3 separate regions of the Homo sapiens genome follow, and all the other regions are linked to region 1. A link is a loop called in an ENCODE intact Hi-C map of the cell type or tissue named here. Cell type or tissue: endothelial cell of umbilical vein. All regions are shown on one strand.

Region 1 (8,000 bases):
CTAATAAATCCCCTCTCCTACATCTCTATCTCTACCTGTCTATCTGTAAAATGAGGTGGCTAAGAAAAAGGGACTTCTTCAAAGAAATGTTCTATTAAACAGGGTTCTCCAGAGAGACAGAACCAATAATATATAAGATATAAACAATATATAAGGTCACAATATATATTATTAGTTCTGTCTCTCTGAAGAACCCTAATAAAACATCTTCTTCAAGAAGTCCCACCTCATCTTCTTATATTTATGGAAGTTTAATTGTAAAAATAGCCCCAATTCTCTACCTTTTTCTCTGTCCACATCTTTCGTCCTGTGACTTTTCAGCTTCTTCCTTCATGAGGTAGAGAATTTGGCCATCCAAACCTCAGCCTCAATAACCTTGCCCACTTCCTCATACTCTTTCTTGGAAGAGAACCAGTCCAGGATGGATTAGCTGAAGGTTGAGAGAACATGCGAATCAGAGACAAGATGACCCAAATGAAATAGTCCTAAAGAATCCTGTTCCCAGCAATAGAAATGCGTTCTGCCAAGACTAGGTCACCAAATCAAGGACTGGTAAGCAAAAACATCTATTGCTGTATGTCACTGAATGTTTTAGTTGTTTGTTAGACAGCATTATCCTGACAATAGATAATTGGCCATTCTCTACGTAATATAAGAAACTGAGCACATCTTTAATGAAAGGACTGAGGATGAAGACTTGAAAAACATCAAAAGAAAAAAAAATAAAACAACAAGTTACCATTTGAGCACTTACTAAGTACCAAATAGTAAGCTAAATAATGTAGATACAATACCCCCCCACACACATATGTAATCCCATTTAATTTTTTAAAAAAATCTTTAGAGAAACTGATCAGAAGAAAACAAAGCTGAGGGAATTTAAGTAACATCTAACTTATCACTGTGATTTGTGCTCAGTTTTATCTGACTCCAAAGTTTTGTTTCAACTCCTCAGAGTTACTGTCTTTCAATACAGATTTATTCATAACTTGAAAAGCCTCTGCATTTCTTAACTATAACTTGATTAACAGATAGTTTGGTCAATGACTTAGATATAGTTTCTAGAGTAATCATGAATTATTACCCCAAACTGGTTTTGGCTTCATCTGTTAGAAACTAGGAATCAAAACTAGTCTAGATAAAATAAATAAGACACTTTCTAATAATAATATATCCATTTAGAAATAATTAACAAACTAGTAAATTCTAAAGAAATTTCAAATCACATATACAATCTGAGGACAATTGAGAACTAACTTATTTAATTAGTAATACTAGAAGGAATGGGTCGAATTAAGGGAAGGGATATTTCATTGTTCTGTTTTCAGAGTCTTTAGAGAGCAAATTCTCTTTTCTAAAAGCCTAGTGTAATATAATTTTGTAGAAATTATTCGATGAGATAAAAAATAATGTAAACAGTTGTCAAAAAAACGAATGTACTTCTTTTTCGAAAAGATTATCTTGAAATTTTATGGGCATAGGAATATTACTATGCAGTGTTCCTAGGAGAATTCGTGTCCAATTTAAAGGAAAATTGTCATCAGCTTTACTGAATAAAATTTCCCCGTGCTGCTTACTCCCCAAAGAAAAGGAGAAGTCTGTTTTTCTGTTCTAGAAGCTGCCAGTCATGCTGCAGTGAACATGAGCCATCATATGAGTCACTTTCTTTCAGCCCTAATCTCTTTTCACAGTGACAAATGAATCACAGAAATCAATCTCAACTCTGACTCTAAAAAATTTTCTGAGGGATTTTTATCTGAAGAGAGTCAAGACAGGCAACCTAAAATTTCACTTTAGGAGACAAACAAAATGAGTGTGAGCTCAAGCTTGGAGCCAGGTGTGTCTTGAAAGGGTTTTGGAGTTCTGTTTGGCATAGTGGAGAGTGCTCAGGCTCTGGAGACAGAATGGATCTAAATCCAAATCCTGTCCCATGGCCTATTAGCTGTGTGAGTGGGTAGATTAGTCAACCTCTGCAGGATTTAGTTTCTTCATTTATCAAAAAGTAAGGATAATAGTATCTACATGGTAAGATTTTTATCAGTCTTAAACAGCATATTTAGGCTTTTCTTAAAAAAACATTCTAACAAAAGCATTGATCAGAAATCAAACAGGCACTAATCCATCCCACAATTATTTTACATTATATTACTTAGTTCTATAAAATGTGGGGTTTTTTTTTTTTTGCTACTGCTTGCCTGAATATGTTGATTCAATCTCACTAATTAAGTGGCTATTTCTCAAAAGCATTGCTTTCTATTTACTTTTAAAAGCCTCCTTTAGTTCTGAATACTTTACAGATATTCTGCCCATAGAAGGAACTCAATAAACATAATGAGTAACGATCCAGCTATGTACTATAAAGAAAAGACTGTGCAGCCATAAAAAAGTATGAGTTCGTGTCCTTTGCAGGGACATGGATGAAGCTGGAAACCATCGTTATCAGCAAACTAACACAGGAACAGAAAACCAAACACCACATGTTCTCACTCATAAGTGGGAGCTGCACAATGAGAACATATGGACAAAAGGAGGGGAACATCACACACCAGGGCCTGCCAGGGAGGTGGAGGGCAAGGGGAGGGAGAGCATTAGGACAAATACCTAATGTATGCGGGGCTTAAAACCTAGATGACGGGTTGACGGGTGCAGCAAACCACTGTGGCACATGTATACCTATGTAACAAACCTGCACATTCTGCACATGTATCTCAGAACTTAAAGTAAAAGAAAAAAAAAGAGTGAACTGTTGCTCAACTATGTATTTGTATAGATTTGGAAGGCACTGAAAGGATCACATCAAAAATAAAACAAAGTAACATATGTACCAATGCTATTTCTGCTCATTAGTAAAGTTTTATACTATGTCCATGGTTCTTTCTTCCCCACAGAATCTAAACCATTGCTTCATGAACAAGTTCAAAACACATAATTTGTTTCCCAGTCATTAGTAAGAATTGGTAAGGTAATACTGAATACCTCAATTGAACTTTTGATGAATATTCTGGTCTGTCTACTTATTAGACACAATTACAGTCAGGTTAACAGGCCTTAGTGGTTGCTGAGCTCCTGTTGCTACTCATTAGAAAATTCTGGAGCCAGGGCAATGTAGAAGGAAAGGTGTTTATTAAGTTTCATTTTTTATGCTGAACAAAGTCCCATTATTAGCATGCATTGAGGCATTTCCCCTTATACTAAATTAACTGCCTTTTAAAAGACATCTATATTTAATGACATTAAATCAGTGGTTGAAGGGATGCTTGCAGGACTTCTGATGAAAGACTGTGTCTTGCTGTAAATAAAATGCAATGTAAACATGCCTCTGGGATGAATGTTAACTGACTATTTTTAAATATTAAAAAAAATAAATATACAAGCTATTTTGTGGCTAGTTACATGGAATCATCACAATTTTAAGTTTTGGTTTTGTTTTCTTTTGTTCCATTTTTTTCAGACCCAGCACAGAAGTTATTGGTGTGTATGTGTATGTTTTGTGTGAGCATATGACTTTAAAATTATTTCAAATTTGTTAGGTAGCTCTAGTTTTAAAAACCACTAATGAGCAGCTTTTTTTATACCCAAATTGTCTTATGACTTGAAAAGAAAAAAACAATAAAAATATGAGCAAAAAATGATACTTTTTATTCCTTTCACCTCCAAATGCATAACAAACTTTTCTTTTTAAGATATAGGCATATAAAATGAGCATATCATTAGACAGTTATTTGTCAAGCCTTAGGAGCTGCTTTTATTTTAATACTTCAACAATATTTATCTGTATTTCCTAGAACACTGAAAAGATTATACTTTATTAATATAGCACCATCTTCTGGCAAATATTAAGAAAAGCAGTTGGTTTTGTACCAAAAACGTATTGAAATCACTTAAAGAATTTAATGAAAAATTGATCGTTCATAACAAATGTATAGAATGGCTTTCTACAGGGCTTTCTTAACATTTTAATATTACATTAATTTGCTACTCATTAACCTTGACTTCTAACCTTTTCCGGGAAGTTTAAACACTGTCAAATTGCTACCGCATGGCATATATTCAATTAAACAAAATTGTAAGACAAAGCTTTGTATAATATATGTCTTTATAGATAATCTAGAACTTTAAATGTAAATATATATATTACATGCATTTATAAAAAACAAAATATATTTGGTTAATCATTTTAAAAAGTAGAACTATTTCTTCCACTGTATTTCAAGTAGAAATTCTATGAATAAGACCCAAAATATAGGAACTGGCCAACATTAACAGTAATAGAAAAATGATGATCAAAATGGATGAATTTTCTAAATACATCTCATTAAAAGTTAAATGCAAACAAAATTTAACAAAAGTTTTCAGTATATATGAAAGAAAAAGTAAAAGGGCTAATAACTCCAAAATATCATTATAATCATCGTCAATGACAAATGCTAACCTCCTTAATGTCAGTAGTTCTAATAAATCAATTAGAAAAAGATAGCGCCGGGCGCAGCGGCTCACGCCTGTAATCCTAGCACTTTGGGAGGCCAAGGCGGGCGGATCACGAAGTCAGGAGTTTGAGACCAGCCTGGACAACATGGTGAAACCCCGTCTGTACTAAATAATACAAAAATTAGCCGGGCGTGGCAGCGGGCGTCTGTAGTCCCAGCTACTTGGGAGGCTGAGGCAGGAGAATGGCGTGAACCCGGGAGGCGGAGCTTGCAGTGAGCCAAGATCGCGCCACTGAACTCCAGCCTGGGCGACAGAGACTCCGTCTCAAAAAAAAAAAAAAATTAAATAAATGAAAAAGATAGCTACAATAGAATGACACATAAATGAGATAAACACAATTTTATACGTGAAGGAATAAAAATTAAACAAAGAACAAGTTTAATTTAAAAATCCAAAAAACACTTATGCAATTAACTATAAACAACAAAAACAACAGTTTCGGTTTTTCAGAAAAAATTAAAGATTGGTTAATTAATCCTTTTAGAAGTATAAATTTGAACAATATTTCTGAAGAGTTACTTAGCAAAATATCCCCTCAGAAAAAGACTTTTTAAAAAATGTATATATCCAAAATGTATATATCCTCAGAAAATAACAAAGCATATAAGAAATGTGCTAATAAGAAAACCTAAAAATTTGAGTTTGTTTTATTTGGTTGTGTTTTGCATAGGGAATCTTTGGAAACAATCTAGATAATTTAAAATAGAGGATTATATAAGTTGCAGTATTTATGTGATAAAATGTTGTTATTAGTTGACACGATGCTCACAAGATATTGTTCAGTAAAATAAAGAATTAAAGAAAATGAACAGAGTAATACACACATTATGATCTCATGGAAAATGAATGGATGGATGGATTAGAACATTAAATTTCCAAAAGTTACAAATTGTGTAATTTCTTAATTTCAAAGCATATGGAAAAATTAGAGAAATTAGTAAATATTTATTAAAAGCCTAAGTTCTGTGGGTTTACACAAGGCATAACTATACATAATGTAATCAAGGAATTAAGATTATAGATAAATAATAAAAGAGGGTAGATGAAAAGTATCATTTGAGTGAATATGTCTGTCAAAATATTTTAGCTTTAAGAAACTGAAACCTTGTTGAGTGTATTTAAGAAAAAGAAAAGGCAAATTATTGGCTTACACAACCAGGTAGGGCACAAGTAGAGCTGACCTTAAGGAGAACTGTAAACAAGGACTTGAGAGCAGCTGGTCTTCGACCCTGTTTCTGTCCACGTGACATCTTCATTATCTAATATCACCTTCTCTATATTGTGGTAGCAGGACATGGTACTGAGTGGCTTAGGGCTCACACCCATATTACTTCACTAAGAGAACTGCAGTTGAGAAAAACACTGTGACTGGTCAAACCCGTGTTATATTCAACTCCTCTCTCCCAGGGTGTGGGTTAACATGATTGGCACTCCCCGCTGTTAAATAAAAATTATTCTGACGCTTGCTAAAATGGTAAGGGAGATTTTATGCAATATGACTGATAAGTGTCATGACTATCACAATAAGGGAGAGATAGGGCTCAATTGCAAATACAGCAAAGACAGCTGGGGACTTAAAACCAATAAGAAGAGGGAGGTCGTCAGTGGGTGGAAAATTACTGAAAGGAGACATGAAAAGGATTACTGCCAAAATTGGGCTAAGCAAGCCAAAGACAGTACCCAGTTCAAAAGCAGGCTCAGAAAAGCCTGAATAAACTTTGTTCTAGGATAGAGTCTTTGTCAGACTAAAATCAAATTTTTGGAAAAAAGGGAAAGGTATAAAAAATTAATTTGAATTTTAAAGATACAGGATGGGATTTGAGGAGAGCTGTTTAATTCTTTGCTCTCAGGATCTTCCAGTTCCTTTCCATCTGCCACTGAGTAAAAATTCTTGAAAACTGTGCTGAAATCCGGAAGAAACTGACAAGGATGTATGAGCATGGAAGCAGCATAAGGGAACAATTGTATTTTATGAAAATTAATACAGTGATGTATATACAATTAGTAAAAGGGAGTAGGACTAGAGAAATGAAAGCTAGTTAGAAAACAAATTTTGTAATTCATGCATCAAATAAAAAAAAAAAAACATGTATACCCAAGACTGTTGTCACTAGGGATGGAAAGCAAAAGGAAGGATTTAAGATACGTTATAAAGGAATAAATATATGCACCATATATTTGAACAGGCTTTCTTATTATCTTAGTGGAAGTAAGTAATTTTAATATGTTGTTCAATCAAACTTAACACTAATGTCAAGCCTTCACCAACAATGACTGCTTAAGACCACTGGGACATTTGGCCCAATGCATCTTTGTGTCACCCCTTTGTACCTATCTGCCACAGTACAGGTGAGAATAATACTGATGACTAAGAAGATATAGCCATGAACATCACAGATACTGTTCCCATCAAACCTCAATTCTTGCATGGTAAGAGACACAGTAATAGTGAGCAAGTCATTATTTGCTCCAGTTTTAATATGATTTTGCTTTCCCTTTGAGATAGAAAACATCAGAGGAGTTGATTAAAAAGCCAGACTTGAGTGCAATTCTGATGGCATGCCTGAAGAAAGACAACATAAAGTTTGAAGAAAGGACAAGAAGTAGCTAAAATCAAGAATTTGCAGAAATTTTCATATGAGGACATGAGCTTCATTAATCTCTAAAAAATAAGTTTGAAGGGGAATATAATTAAATTGTATAAAACAGTGAAAGTGACACAGAGGAAATAGATGCTGAAAGAGAATAGCACCTCTTCTGTGCTAGAAAATTGTATGTGCTGTAATCTATTCTATTTTGAAAATATAGCTAGTCATTATTATGACATTTCAAATGAAGAAACTCAGGCTCAAAGAATTTCAGGACTATCTAATAACGATTAAATGAAGTAATGTCCCATAATATAAAAAAAAAAGTAGCACTTTGCACTTCAGTGGATGGAGACAAGAGGTATTGGAGGCCAAAGTAAAATTAAAATGTAAGTTAATAAAAACACAAGGACAACTCAGATTTATGAATGATACCTGCATAATGAAAGTAAGTGAATATTTTTAGAGTAGAAGGCTAATCTTCTGAGATTGCAGCAAGGAAAATAATTGAAAAATCTTATAACACTACCTTCTTGCCTCTCTCAGAAGCAGAATTCTAAATATGCTACAGCCTGATACACCTCATAGTTGTTAATGTGGAACCATTATTTATCAAGTACCTGTAATATACTCAAAATAGCTGAGCTCAATTGACTTTTCTAACAAGAAATTACTGTGCATAACCAAACACCATGTTAAAAGTGACTCTTTCTTCTATATCTAATTGCTCTGCTCTTTCCCAGAAACCTGAAACTATACTGTAATGTTATCCACAGGATCCATGCCGTGGGACTTTATTATAAATGAAGCCTTGGTACAATGAGATCCTCCTAGTATTGCCAGTAATAAATCCCCTTGGATAGGGTCAAAAACACATCCGCTCTATCCTGAATTCTGCATTCTCTACAGCAGTGTTGGAAGACT
Region 2 (8,000 bases), 78 kb before region 1:
ATAGTCTTTTATCTCTCATTCCCCTCCTTCCCTTCCCCACAAATCCCCAAAGTCCATTATATTATTTTTATGCTTTTGCATCCTCATAGCTTAGTTCCCACTTATAAGTGAAAACATACAATATTTGGTTTTCAATTCCTGAGTTACTTCACTTAAAATAATGACCCCCAACTCCATCCAAGTTACTGCAAAAGCCACTATTACCATTCTGTTTTACGGCTGAGTAGTATTCTATGGTGTATATATACCCCATTTTCTTTATCCACTCTTTGATTGATGGGCATTCAGACTGGGTCCATATTTTTGCTATTGTAAATTGTGCTGCCATAAACATGCATGTACATTTGTCTTCTTCATATAATGACTTCTTTTCCTTTGGGTAGATACCCAGTAATGGGATTGCCAGTAGTTCTACTTTGGGGAATGGTAGCTCTACTTTTAGTTCTTTGAGGGATCTCCCTACTGTTTTGCACAGTGGATGTACTAATTTACATTTCCACCAGCAGTGTAAAAGTGTTCCTTTTTTATCACATTCATGCTAACATTTATTATGTTTTTTATTTTTTAATTATGGCCAAGAAAAAATTATTTTTGAGCATATGAATGAACTACGTGAAAAATATAGTCCCTTTTAAAAATTAATAGTTGCATTTATAACAAAAATTGTACTTTATATTATACACATAAATTTAAAAATTTTTATTTTATACATTTATACTTATCATGTTTTATATATGTTACTTTGATCAATTGTGTATTAATTATAATTACAAATATAACTCAGTCTAGGAGAAACATTTTAGCACTCAGAATCTTGGGTTCATAGAACATAATGTAATCCTAGCACTTAATGAGGCTGAGATGAAAGCATTGCTTTATCCCAGGAGTTCTAGACCATCCTGGAAATACAGTAAGAACCCATCTCTATAAAAAATTTAAAAATTAGCTGGTTGTGGTGGTGTGTGCCTGTGGTCTCAGCTACTTGGGAGGCTGAGATGGGAGGACTGCTTGAGCCTGGGAGGTTGAGGCTGCAGTGAGCCATGATCATGCCACCGCACTCTAGCCTGTGCAACATAGTGAGATCTTAACTCAAAAAATATATAAATGTATATTACTTTCTTATAAAATTATCTAAGGCAAATGAAATGTCAATAAAATTTAAGAAATGAAAGACATTATTTAACATTTGTATTGAAAGAAGAGTTTGCTAAAGAATTTTTAAATGGCTAGTTGTGCATATAAAAGTGCTGTGGTAATCCCATTACTGGGTATATACCCAAAGGAATATAAATCATTCTATTACAAAGATACATGCATGCATATTTTTATTGCAGCATTATTCACAATAGCAAAGACATGGAATCAACCCAAATGCCCATCAATGACAGACTGGATAAAGAAAATGTGATACATATACACCATGGAATATTATGCAGCCATAAGAATAAATCAGATCATGTCCTTTGCAGGGACATGGATGGAGCTGGAAGCCATTACCCTCAGCAAATGAATGCAGGAACAGAAAACCAAACACTGCCTGTCCTCTCTTATAAGTGGGAGCTGAACAATGAGAACACATGAACACAAGGAGGGAAATAACACACACTGGGGCCTGTCATAGCGGGGAGGTGGAGGAAGAGCATCAGGATAAATAGCTAACACATGCGGGGCTTAATACTTAGGGGATAAGTTGATAGGTGCAGCAAACCACCATGGTACATGTCCTGCACATGTATCCCGGAACTTAAAATAAAATAAAATAAAATAAAATAAAATAAAATAAAAAAATTTAAGTGCTGTGGTATTTCGATTCTACTGAAATTTAAAAGGTAAAGGTTCTAGGTAATTTTTTTAAGAGATAACATTTAAAATATGCCTTAAATCACATTATTTATTTTTTAAAACATATGACAAAATCTTAATGGCAATTTTTAAATACGTAAAGAGACCCAGACTTTTTCTAAATATTCCGTGAATATACATAATCCAAAATGTGGAAACCTCTGGTCTAAGTAATATGCATCTTCACAGAGGTTTTCCAATCTTCCTGAAGAGTTCAATCCATTAATTAGTCTATCTTATTTTTCTCTCAATCCTTACCATTAACAGAATGCTTGGAAGATATGTGGTGCTCAAAAATATTTTCCAAGATAATAAATAGCATTATAAGCACAAGTTAGTCCTAAGCACAACTGAAATTTCAGCAACTTACTTTCTGAAACATCTTTATATCATTTATAGATCACTTACTCGTTCACCACTGGCTTCTAGGATATTGTTTGAAAATATGGGCCGGGTGCGGTGGCTCACACCTGTAATCCCAGCACTTTGGGAGGCCGAGGTGGGCGGATCACCTGAGGTCAAGAGTTTGAAACCAGACTGGCCAACATGGTGAAACCCCGTCTCTACTAAAAATACAAAAAATTAGCCGGGCGCGGTGGCGGGCGCCTGTAGTCCCAGCTACTCGGGAGGCTGAGGCAGGAGAATGGCGTGAACCCGGGAAGCGGAGCTTGCAGTGAGCCGAGATTGCGCCACTGCAGTCCGCAGTCCGACCTGGGCGACAGAGCGAGACTCCGTCTCAAAAAAAAAAAAAAAAAAAAAAGAGAGAGAAAATGTATAGTTTTAATTGAACATAACTTAATGTCACTCATCCCAGGGACAGTTACATTCTACAAGGGAAATACTGAATTTCAATACAAATTCAATTCATTAAATACTTCTTAAATTCCTACTATCTATCCTCATTTTGTTAGAGGCTGATGATATATCAGTGAACAAGATAGTCATGGCCTTGCTTTCAAGGAAATGACTTTTTGCAAAAAAGATGGATGTTAAACCAGTAATGACAAGTATGATGAGGATTCAAAAGGAAAATAAAATGAGTAAGGAAGCATCAATGAAAAGGATACAACCTGATCTCTGAGATCAGGTATAGACACACTAGTGGAGAAAAATATTACAACAGGGTAGAAAAATGCATATATGTATATAAACACCCTACTAAATAAATTATTAAAATAATATATGAAAATGTATGTGTGTGCAAGGGCAATAGTTGGTGAAAAAAAGAGCGAACTATTGAGCACTTACCATATTCAAAACTATGTATTAAGCTTTTCTGAAAATAAAAAGTCAAATATGTTTGGGTTCATCTTGTGTAACAAGTTGCATTAAAATCTGAAAGACAAATTACAGTTTAAAAACTTTATCTCTCAATGGATCACATACCCACAGTTATTTTAAATAAATGATATCTATATCATTGATGATATATGATATATATCAGATTTTATGTGATGATATATATCATATTTTATATGTTGATATATATCATATATATCAACATATCCATAATCAATTATATATATACAATATTTTAAAGAGTTCCTAAGACTTCTTAAAATATCCAAAATTTGCCTACAATATGTAATTATAGCTTCAGTGAATAACAACATTTATTTAAAATTGTAAAGCATCAAAAGCTTAACTTTAGTTCAGTAATCTTCTCTCTTCTTCCTCCAACAGCTAATCCATATTTTCTATCCATGCGAAACAAAGTAATAATATAAGGCCCAGGGCCATTGTAGTGCAATAGATCTAGCTTTGATTTCCTATTCCAACAATTCTGACTCCGCAATCTTAGAAAAGTTACTTAACCTCTCATCTTAATATCATCAGGACAAAATAAGAAAACACTACTGTTAATATATTCATCATATAATTGCCATCAAACACATGTGAAATCCTTTATCCTTATGTGTTTTTAATGTTAATATACACTACTTTATATTATTATTTTGGCCTAAATCAATATGTTTTTGCATTTTAATCCTGAAGTACAAGAGCAGAATTAAAAGTTTTTCCACATGTTAAAAAGATGCCACACAGCTAAGGGTGTGGGTTGATAGAGATTTGGAAAAGAGTAGGACAGTCTAAAGTGGAATTTCTAAACACAAATTATAAAGATTTTTGGTGATTCTGCCACTTTCAAAAATCAAATTTGCATGTATGATAGAGATATTCAGTACACACACATACACATACACACACACATTCATACATACACAAAATTGAGACTGGACAACGTTCAAACATTTTGTTTTCAGTCTTGCTGACCAATTTGATAATTTCCTCTAATTTCTTTATAGCCTTGGTTGATATTGGTAGTTTTATTTTCTTTCCTGGTTTATTATTTTTGTTCACCTGAAATAGCTCTGGGGTAAAAAAATGGTAGGGAGAACCTTATTTCTGGTAGTATAGTTTCCTTCTAACTAAAATGAAACCTACTGCTCAAGTCCCAGAGATAGCACAAACACAGAAACTTAATTTCCTGAGGTGACTCAATGCAGCAGCTAATTCATTTTCAGACTCGTGATGGTGCAATGTAAAGAAGCTTGCCAGAAACTTAAAGTGACCCTTAAAAAACTCAGCATGTTTGATCTGGGAAAACTATTGCCCTTATGAGATTTCAGTTGCTTCACCTTGTACTTTTTATTTATACAATTACTCAGAGGACAGGAATAGTAGGACAATTTGTAATCATGGCAAAAAGTAGCAGTAGCATTAAAAGTAAGTTATTTGTAAAACAGAAAGGTGGCCTGGATTTATGGAAAAATAGCTGGAGGATGAAGATATTATTTTTCTGAAGTATCAGCTGAAGCCCATCTGTGCACCACTGTATGATGATGTCTTAATTCTTAACCTTATTATCAAAAGCTCTCCGCAAAGTTCATCAAACAAACAAACAAGCATTTGTTAGAGAGAGATATTAGGAAAAATATGCATGAGTCACAGCATTGTTCTCTCCCTGTCCAGAGGAGTAGAATGTATACATTCTTCTAAACAATATATAGTAAAGCAATAAAGTCACTCATCCCAGAAAATGTTTTACCTCCTTTTCCCAATATCTATTAGGCTTATTCATCTCTTACTATTTCATTTTCAGTGTAAAAAAAAAATTCCTGAAAGGAAATGGCAAAATAATAAAGATCTATTTTTACAACAAGGGGAAGACCATTCAGATTTGTTGTATTCATTTTCTAAGCATTTTTTCTTTTGTAGTAAATATTGGATAGAAATCACATAGAAAAAAAGACTTACGAAAGAAGCTTTAATTATGGAACACACAAGATTCCTAGCTAAACAGAGTTCCTTTGTTTGGAGTGATTTAACACTCTTTCATGCACAATTCAGGAATTAGTCACCTGAGGACAAGAATGCTAGGTGCTTATGGTTCTTACAGAGTATCCCCTGTTGGGGTGTATTGACAAATTTTCCCTGCCAGTAAGCAGCTATGTGGTAAGATTCCCTGAGATTTCTAATGTCAGAAAACCCATGATAGTACAGCCTGAAAACATGAGAAGACACAAAGAAGGAAAGTACTTATTTTTGCCCATAGGAGAGAAGGCTACTGATAATGTGATTAAGTGTTCCCACCACAACAATTAATATTACTTGACATGAATAAGAAACAATTATCTTAAAGAGAAAACTGAAGCCTCAAAATATAGGCCATGGATAGGTTAATATGCTAAACCCCTTCTGCCAAAGATAATGACATTTACTCATTCATTCAATCTTTCATTAATTTACATATCAATTTATTGAGTACTACTTATGTGTTAAGCACTGTTTCAGGAACTGGGATACATCAGTGGAAAAGGCAGGCAAGCGGTGTCTTGGTTCATTCATGCTGCTAACATAAAGTACCTTAGACTAGGTAATTTATCAATGATAGAAATTGATTGCTCCCAGGTCTGGAGGCTGGGAAGTCCAAGATCAAAGCACCAGCAGATTCAGTATCTGGTAAACACTGTTTCAGAGATAGTGCCTTCTTGCTGCATCCTCACGTGGTAGAAGAAGAAAGGTTGAACAAACTCTGTCAGGCATCTTTTATAAGGGCACTAATCCTATTAATGATGGCAGAGTCCTCATGACCTAATCATCTCCCAAAGGCCTTATCTCTTACTACCACATTGGGGATTAGGTTTTAACATATGAATTTGAGAGGACACATTCAGACTACAGCAATTCCATAATTGAACATCCCAAGTTCATGTCCTTCTCACATGCAAAATACATTTATTCCATCCCATCACCCCAACATCTTAACTCATTTCAACATTAAATCCAAAGTCTAAAGTCCAGAGTTTTATCTAAATATCATCTAAATCAGATTTGTGTGGGACTTAAGGTATGATCCATCCTGACACAATTTGTTCTCCAGCGGGAACCCATGAAATCAAATAAGTTATGTGCTTCCAAAATATAATTGTGAGACAATGGACAGGCCTAGGATAGACATTCCCATGTATGGAATACATGAGATTAGATACATGGAATACATAGGAGTAGGATAGATACTCCCAAAAGGGAGAAATAGAAGAGAAGAAAAGAGTAATAGATCTCAAGTAGGTCCAAAATCCAGCAAAGCAAATAACATTAAATCTTAAAACTTGAGAATATATCTTCTCTTTATGTCTTGCTTTCCAGATAAATTGGAGCAGGGTTTGGTCCCTAAGACTCCAGGCAGTCCCATTCCTTGGTTTGCCAGGTTGCTGTCAGGTGCATGTGGCTCTTCCAGGCTAAGTTGCATGCACTACTATTTTGGAGTTTTGGAGGCAGCTCCACTTCCCACTGCTCCACTAGATATTGTCAAAGTAGGGGTTCTCTGTGGTGACCTTGCTCCTACAGCACCATTAGACACTGTCCTAGTAGGGGAGCTCTGCAGTAAGTCTACCCCTGTAGATAGTCTCTGTCTGGGTCCTGAGGCTCTCTAGGGCATTCTTTGAAATCTAGGTGGAGGCAAATATACCCCCACAGCTCTTGCACTATGTACACTGGAAGAGTTGGCACCATGTGGATGTGGCCAAGTTTTATCACCTCTTCCTCCAAAGGGACAGCTACTCTGGCTCATGCCACACCTTGGGCCCACTGGAGCCACACCTGGGGTGGTTGGGCAGGGAGCACTGCACCTGAATTCAGGGAGCAGAGACTTTAGTCAATGCTTGGCAGTGAGCCCTGAGGTCCCACAGGCACTCTGTGTCCCTCCTTTGAAACCATTCTGTTCTCAACGTTTTGGAACTTTGACTCTGTGATGAGAATGGCAGCCCTAAAGATCTCCAAAATGCCTTCAGGATAACTTTTCAATTGTCTTAATGAATAGCACCGGGATGATCAATACTGATTTCTTTATCCACACCGTTGGTGTACTCTTCCAAACATTCTTTCTCATTTCTTACAAGACAGTCTGAGAAGGCTGAGAATTTTCCAAATCTTTAAGTTCTGCTTTCCTTTCGCTTATAAGTTATGTCCTTAAATTACCTCTCTCTTCTAGCATTTTACTATAAGCAGTTAAGAGAAGCCAAGCTGCTCCCTCAACATTTTGCTTAGATCTTTCTTCTGCCAAATATCCTATTTCATCACTCAAGTTTCTCCTTCCACAAAACACCAGGACACAAACACAATCAGCCAAATTATTTGCAACTTTAAAACAATAATTGCCTTTCCTTCAGTTTCCAATAATTTGTTCCACATTTCCATCTGAAACCTTATCAGAATAGCCTTTACTGTTCATATTTTTACCAGTATTCTGTTCACTACCTCTTAGGTAATGTCTAGAATACTGAGGGTTTCTCTACAACTTTCTTTTGGTTCTGAGCCCCCACCAGATTTGCCCTTTACAGCCTGTTCACATCAATATAGGCTTTCTCTAGCATGCACTCCAAAACTCTTCCAACCTTTATCAATTACCCAGTTCCAAAGCCACCTCCACATTTTTAGGTATATATATGCATATATTTATCAACACCCTCACTTCTCAGTACCAGTTTCTTAGTCCATTTGGGCTGCTATAACAAAATACTTTAGACTGGGTAATTTACAAACAAGAGATATGTAGTTCTCTCAGTTCTGGAGGCTTGAAAGTCCAAGATCATGGTGCCAGCAGATTTGGTGTCTGGTGAGGGCTGCTTTATAGATCTTGCTTTCTTGCTTCATCC
Region 3 (8,000 bases), 360 kb before region 1:
TTCTCTTCCATCTTTTAGTAGGATAACCCTGAGCTGAATTTTCTTTGTAAGTTACTCCAAATCTACTCTCCACCCCACTCAATGCCCCACAAAATTGACCTGTACAGACTATATCAACTGGAATGCCTTGCCTTCTAATTCCTTTTAAGTTTAACCAATAGGACCAACTGACAGGAAATTTCAAACTGGGAGGAAAGAGAGGTAAGGAGGTATTCCCTCAACTAGTCTTCAGTTGGCAGTATCTGCAAACTTCCACTGAAGCCCATAGCTCCTGCTGAGCAGCCCTCTCCAAAGCTCTTTCTTTGCAGGCTCTGATAACTGCTCTTTCTCTTTACCTTAGTGTTTATCATTAGTCAAGCCTAAGTGTGATAATGGCTTCAAATTGGAGTTAGTTCTAGAATGCATCAACATCGTTTTTTGGTTTTCTTTGCTCACATATTTGTAAGTAGCCCCTTGAGGCTGTCTCATTATCTTTTTTGAGAGTGCCATCTATTTCCTGAACGATTCAGGGCCCTGTCAACATTTTTTTCTTATGGAAACAGAGAGAGGAGGACTGAGATATTTTGAGTTACAGAATGATAGATTTAGAACTGGAAAGAAGATTTATATACCAAAACATGATGAAATGGGATCCATAAATAAAAAGTGTTCTTCCCAAGTCAAAGAGCTAATTTCTTGAGGCAATGAGGCCATAATCAGTTTTCCAACTCCTGGTCAACTCCTTTTTTAAAAAAAAAAACTTAACAACATCTGGATTTAATCATCCAGAATCTAAATATTGAGATGAGTCAATAGGAATATGAGTCTTGCTTCATTTATTTACCTTTTTGCTTTTTTAATGTAATTGCTTTTTGAGGAAGATTAATAAGTAGACTGGAAAAGAAGGAGATCAATGGAAATGAAACAGGATAAATGAAGAAAGACTAGCACAGATAAGGACTGCATTGTAGGGACAGTGGTAGTTGACTTTCTAAATAGCAGTTATTGAAAATACTTGCTGTAGCATTCCTGGTTGATGTTTTCAGTTTATGTTGTGGATAAATAGGCCCTGTACCCAGAGTACATTTTGTGTCTGAAACAATAAATTCACAGCTGCCAACCTCACATAAAAAAAGGGTCACAATTTCACAATATGGGCTCAACTTGGGCTTTGAATCTGTATTTCAGTGCTGGAAAATACATATTTCCATTATACAATTAACCTTCCCAGTATAAGCATAAACCACCCCAGAACTTATACTGATATAAAAATTTTACTTTTTATGTATACCTGATGTATTATTTTATGTCTTGTAGAGATCTACACATACCACAAACACTCAGAAATAGCTTCTAAGAAGAGCCTTTACTACCTTTTCTTATTCTCTCATTTAAGCATTTTAAATAATATAATTCAGATATATTTATTTTGTTCCTTTCTATGAGTAAGATAGTATTGGAAAAACAAAAATAAAATATTTCACAAGCTGATTAAAGAAACCTACACTTTAATTTGCAAAGATGATTGCACATATAAAACTTGGTAATTCAAAAACATCCCAGAAAGGACAATTTATAGCACAAACACAAATCTATTCATGGTAAGCCCACATTTATGTAGTCACAGTTTACTTTTCAAAGGTTTATATTAGTGACAAAACCAAAAGCAACTAATATAAAACACCGTACTGTTTTCATTCAAATGGGATAATTCAATTGCCAAATGTTGGTTTTGTCTAAATCCATCATGCATCTGCCTTATAAACTGATTGAGAAATCCTAGATATTTGTGTATCACAGAAAATGTCTTTGCCCTAGGCTGTAAGTCAGGGGATGATTTGAATAAAGGTGTCAGTTTGTTTTATATTTAAAGAGAGTATAGCGGTAAAATAACCAATATTTATGACAGTATTGAACAACATTAGGCCATGAGCCTCATTAAAGCTTCATAGGTTTCTGTCTGACTTAGGACATAATTTCAAACAGCTGACACTCACATACACAGCAAAAATCAATTAGGTGGGAAAGCTATACAAATCAGTCAATCCATTAATAATAAAACAGCTCAAGAAAAAACACTTGAGATCTAGAGGGAAGGTAAAAATCATAAGAATCATTAATCCAGCTTAAGCAACATGGCAAAACCCCTTCTCTTAAAAAAAAAGGTAGCCAGGTGTGGTGGCACGCTCCTGTAATCCCAGCTACTTGGGAGGCTGAGGTGGGAGGATGGCTTGAGCCCGGGAGGTGGAGACTGCAATGAACTAAGATCATGCCACTGCACTCCAGCCTGGGCAACAGAGTGAGACCCTGTCAAATAAAAAAAAAAAGAATCGTGAGTGACCTGACAAATTTCTTCTAATAGAATGAGAACCACTATAATGGAGGCATCAGGACTGGCTGAGTGTGATGCAGCCATCACATGCCTCAGGCTGGCTCCCCAGATCCAGGATCCCCTTGATCATCACATACTGTGGTCCAGAGAAACCACAGTGTGATAGCATCTTGTGTTTCACTCAACTGTTATTTCCCCAAATCATATTGTTTGATCATGACTGCTCAGTCCAAGAAGAAATGCAATACACGTATTTAAAAAAAAAAAATACCAACTAAGATTACATGAGACTAGAAATTCCATCTTATTTATGTTTGTATTTCCAGTGCCTAGAATGGTGCTATTAAATGCTAATACACATGGTCAAGTCATTAAATATTAGACTGCAATAAATAAATTAACTAGAGTCTCATCACTGCTATTAACCTGTTGTATGAAGTTGAACAAATTATTTCAACTTCCTGAGCTTCTGTTTCACATCTGAAAATTAGGGATTATTATAGTACCACCTCTGAGTTCACACTGTTCCCCACCAAGAATGAAGTAAGATAATGCACATGAACAAGCTTTTTGGATTCCAACATGCAATAACCTGAACACATGTGTTTGTGTTGCTATTTCATATTTTATGGGTTAAAAAGGGGCACCAACTTTGTCATTGGTATTCTTCTGTTCAATACATGATCAGATTTATCAAACAATTGTTAGTGGGCTTTTTTTCTGGAGAGTTTATTAAATGTTCCAATTTCAACAAAAAAAAAATGGCTTGCAAACATTTAGTCCGTTTGGAGGTATTACAAAAAGATGTTGCTCATTATTTTTCCAAAATAATGAAAGGGAATGTTCCAGAGTAAGGACCCAAACAATAGAAAGCTATGAACTCTGGCATTTCAGGACATGACACAGCAAGCCTTCCCCTAAGGTGGAAGGTTCTAGTCATAAGAGAATCATCGAATTTCAACAGAAAGAAAATGAATGATCATGTTTATTCTTACAGCAAAATGCCAGTGCCTGTAACAGCCAACGTGAAACAAGAACAAAAATAAAGTGGTTTATATAGCATAAAGCAGTGCATTCTTAGCAACTTCAAGAGGCCTCTAAAACAGCTTAATAACAGAAACTTCTAGGTATGTAAGCAAATATATGCCTGGAACAGAAAATCCTTTTGCTTCACCGTTGAAAACAGTGTTAGTGTCTTGTGGAAAGAGATCAATGTTAGTGATCATAGGAAAAACTCAACCAACAGGCAAACAGAAAAGTAGCCAGGGATGAAAAGTAAGTTCAGTGATGATGGAAAATCAACAATTGAATGCTGTTTGTGAAAATGAAAGAAAAGGCACATTGAGGTAAGGTAGAGAAAACAGTAGGGATTACTTGAAATACATGTGAGTTTTGCCACACTCCCATCAGGTATTAATCTTTGGGACTTGGGAATGAAAAATAAAAGAATTCCCTAAATTACAGTTTGTTCATAAACTACTTCAAATATTCCTCGTACTTTTCACTCAAAATATAGATCTTAATATGCCTACTAGTTTGAAAATATTGTTTAATAATATTTAAAAAGATTTTCAGCCTATAGCAAAGTTTCAAAAACTAGAAAACAACAGTAAATATCATTGGCTAGTTTTCAAATATGAACAGTGAGATGTTTTAGCAAGGTTAAAATTATTTTACCCCCCAAGCATCTTACTTCTTGAAACACTGTTATAAGATTTGTATAAATTATAGTACATATACAAACTAATATCCATTTTATTGGTATGCATGTTCATGACCCTGTTTTCTGCCAAGGGTGAGTCATGAACATGCATAGCACTGAAGCAGCAATAAGCAAGATTGATTGGTCAGATTGTGACAGATTCTAACCTAAGTGTTTCTATGCTGTTCTCAGAAATGTCTACTTAACCTTTGATTCTGGATGTCAACATTTCCTGCTCTTGCTTTCAATGTGTCATAGTGGTTTCCTTCAAATCAGTAATTTCTCTATGTTGACTGTAAAGCTTTAATTATTTCAAGATAATTGTAATGCTTTTTCTCATGTTCCCAATTTTTTTTGACAGAATTTTCTTAGGATTCTGGACTCAGAGAAACATAAGCTTGCTGAGAATCACTGGGAAGAAAGACTTGGATGAAAACTTTATGCAATACATACTTCTTGCTGCCCTGGTCTTTCTCATAGCCCCTCAACCTAAGGTAGCTCACTGTATTTTTTTTCTTTCTCCCAGTTTCTTGGTTATTCAGAGTCTTTTGTGGTGCCATATGAATTTTAACCTTTTTTTACTAGATTTTTTTTTATTTCCATATGTTACTAGGGAACAGATGATGTTGGGTTACATGAGTAAGTTCTTTAGTGGTGATTTGTGAAGTTTTGGTGGACCCTTCACCCAAGCAGTATACACTGAACCCTATTTGTGTCTTTTAACCCTCACACCCTTCCCACCCTTTCCCCGAGTCCCCAAAGTCCATTGTATCATTCTTAAATCTTTGCATCCTCATAGCTTAGCTCCCACTTATGAATGAGAACATACAATGTTTGGTTTTCCATTCCTAAGCTACTTCGCTTAGAATAATAGTCTCCAATCTCATCCAGGTCACTGTGAATGCTATTAATTCATTCCTTTTTATGGCAGAGTAGTATTCAATTGTATCTATACACCACAGTTTCTTTATCAACTCGTTGATTGATGAGCATTTGGGTTGGTTCCACATTTTTGTAATTGTGAATTGTACTGCTATAAACATGCATGTATAAATATCTTTTTTGTATAGTAACTTATTTTCCTCTGGGTAGATACCCAATAGTGGGATTGCTGGATCAAATGGTAGTTCCACTTTTTGTTCTTTACAGAATCTCCATACTGTTTTCCATAGTGGTTTTACTAGCTTACATTCCCACCAGCAGTATAGAAGTGTTCCCTGTTCATCATATCCACACCAACATTTATTTTTTTTTTTTTAGTTTTTTATTATGGACATTTTGCAGGAGTAAGGTGGTATTGCATTGTGGTTTTGAATTGCATTTCCCTGATCATTAGTGATGTTGCATATTTTTTCATATGTTTGTTGGCCATTTGTATAATCTTCTTCTGAGAATTATGTATTCATGTCTTTAGCACACTTTTTAATGAGGTTGTTTTTTTCTTCCTAATTTGTTTGAGTTTGTTGTAGATTCTTGATATTAGTCCTTAGTCAGATGTATATATTGTAAAGATTTTCTCCCACTCTGTGGGTTGTCGGTTTACTCTGCTGACTGTTCCTTTTGCTGTGCAAAAGCTCTTTCCTTTAAGTCCCAGCTATTATTTTTGTTTTTATTACATTTGCTTTTGGGTTCTTAGTCATGAAATACTTGCCTAAGCCAACGTCTAGAGGGATTTTTCTAATGTTATCTTCTAGGATTTTTATAGTTTTATAGTTTTTATAGTTTCAGGTCTTAGATTTAATTCCTTGATCCATCTTGAGCTGATTTTTGTATGAGGTGAGATATGAAGATCCAGTTTCATTCTCCTGCATGTGGCTTGCCAATTATCCCAGCACCCTTTGTTAAATAGGGTGTCCTTTCCTCACTTTATGTTTTTGTTTGCTTTGTTAAGGATCAGTTGGCTCTAAGTATTTGGATTTATTTCTGGGTTCTCTATTCTGTTCCATTGATTTTTGGGCCTATTTTTATACAAGTACCATGCTGTTTTGGTGACTATGGCCTTATAGTATAGTTTGAAATCAGGTAATCCAGATTTGTTCTTTTTGCTTAGCCTTGCTTTAGCTATGTGGGCTCTTTTTTGGTCACATATGTATTTTAGGATTGCTTTTTCTAATTCTCCGAAGAATGAAGGTGATATTTTGATGGGAATTGCATTGAATTTATAGATTGCTTTTGGTAGTAAGGTCATTTTCACAATATTGATTCTACCCATCCATGAGCATGAGATGTGTTTGCATTTGTCTGTGTCATCTAGGATTTCTTTCAGCAAGGTTTTGTCATTTTACCTGTAGAGGTTTTTCACCTCCTTGGTTAGGTATATTCATAAGTATTTTAATTTTTTTGCAGCTATTATAAAAGGGGTTGAGTGCTTGATTTGAGTCTCAGCTTGGTCACTGTTTGTGTATAGAAGAGCTACTGAATAATGTATATTAATTTTGTATCTGGAAACTTCGCTGAATTCTTTTATCAATTCTAGGAGCTTTCTGAAGAAGTCTTTAGGGCTGTCTAGGTAAACAATCATGTCATCAGTGAACAGAGGAAATTTGACTTCCTCTTTCTTGATTTGGATGCCCTTAATTTCTTTCTCTTGTCTGATTGTTCTGGCCAGGACTTCCAGTACTATGTTGAAGAGGAGTGGTGAGAGTAGGCATTCTTGTCTTGTTCCAGTTCTCAGAGGGAATGCTTTCAACTTTTCCGCGTTCAGTATATGTTGGCTGTAAGTTTGTCTTAGATGGCTTTTACTACATTGAGGCATATCCCTTCTGTGCCAATTTTGCTGAGAGTTTTAATCATAAAGGGATGCCAGATTTTGTTGAACGTATGCTTTTTCTGCAGCTATTGAGATGATCATGTGATTTTTGTTTTTAATTCTGTTTGTGTGGTATATCATATTTAATGACTTGCATATGTTAAATCATCCCTGAATCCTGGTATGAAACCCACTCGATTATGGTGAATTATCTTTCTGATATGTTGCTGGATTTGGTTAGCTAGTATTTTGTTAAGGATGTTAGCATCTATGTTCACCAGGAATATTGGTCTGTAGGATTTTTGTTTGTTTGTTTGTGATGTCCTTTCTGGTTGTGGTATTAGGGTGATACTGGCTTCATAGAATGATTTAGAGAGGGTTCCCTCTTTCTCTATCATGTGGAATAGTGTCAATAGGATTGGTACCAATTCTTCTTTAAACGTCTGGTAGAAATCTGCTGTGAATCCATCTGGACCTGGACTTTTTTGTTGGAAATTTTTAAATTACCATTTCAATCTTGCTGCTTGTTTTGGGTCTGTTCGGGGCATTTAATTCTTCCTGATTTAAGCTAGGAGGGTTGTATTTTTCCAGTAATTTATTCATCTCCTCTAGGTTTTCTAGTTTATGTATTTAAAAGTGTCCACAGTAGCCTTTAATGATCTTTTGTATTTCTGTGATGTCAGTTGTAATATCTCCCATTTTGTTTCCAAATGAGTTTATTTGGGTTTTATCTCTTCTTTTCTTAGTTAATCTTGGTAATGGGCTATCAATTTTATTTATTTTTTTCAAAGAACCAGCTTTTTGTTTCATTTATCTTGTATTTTTGTTTGTTTGTTTCAATTTCATTTAGTTCTGCTCTGATCTTGGTAATTTCCTTTCTTCTGACGGGTTTGGGTTTTATTTGTTCTTGCTTATCTAGTTCCTTGAGGTATGATCTTAGATTGTCTGTTTGTACTCTTTCAGACTTTTTGATGTAGGTGTTTAGGGCTATCAACTTTCCTCTTAGCAGCACCTTTGTCTTATCCCAGTAGTTATGATAGATTTTGTCACTGTTGTCATTCAGTTCAAATAATTTTTTAATTTCCATCTTGATTTCATTTTGACCCAATGATCATTCAGGAGCAGATTCTTTAATTTCCATTTATTTGCATGGTTTTAAGGTTCCTTTTCGAGACGATTTCCAGATTTATTCCACTGTTGTCTGAGAGGGTGCTTGATATAATTTAAATTTTCTTAAA

What was found. A loop is a pair of places that touch in the nucleus more often than their neighbours do. Peaks named below come from ENCODE experiments on the same cell type or tissue, not always from the same donor. Only the 100,000 strongest peaks of a DNase experiment are listed, where the experiment ranks them.
Region 2: it touches region 1 in a loop (4-fold over the local background); 5 of 110 quality-filtered maps call a loop at or near these places.
Region 3: a loop joins it to region 1, with 2.3 times the contacts of the local background. A loop is called at or near these places in 3 of 110 quality-filtered maps.

The regions. Positions count from the first base shown.
Region 1 is chr7:125,055,880-125,063,879 of GRCh38, reverse strand. The region is part of intron 3 of POT1-AS1 (POT1 antisense RNA 1); the gene reads right to left. Among named protein-coding and RNA genes, the nearest start is that of LINC02830, 94 kb to the left of the region's middle. In endothelial cell of umbilical vein, a CTCF peak has its summit at 3,837 (motif pointing left); a DNase peak (open chromatin) is centred at 1,669; H3K27ac peaks cover 2,145 bases.
Region 2 is chr7:125,133,750-125,141,749 of GRCh38, reverse strand. POT1-AS1 (POT1 antisense RNA 1) reads right to left here. Exons shown (of 8, transcript NR_125719.1): 7 at 3,091-3,177. Among named protein-coding and RNA genes, the nearest start is that of LINC02830, 16 kb to the left of the region's middle. RefSeq lists an enhancer at 6,340-6,839. In endothelial cell of umbilical vein, no CTCF peak of the experiment used is centred here; a DNase peak (open chromatin) is centred at 4,429; H3K27ac peaks cover 1,872 bases.
Region 3 is chr7:125,420,138-125,428,137 of GRCh38, reverse strand. No RefSeq gene overlaps it. Among named protein-coding and RNA genes, the nearest start is that of LINC02830, 270 kb to the right of the region's middle. In endothelial cell of umbilical vein, no CTCF peak of the experiment used is centred here; DNase peaks (open chromatin) are centred at 3,217 and 4,207; H3K27ac peaks cover 1,431 bases.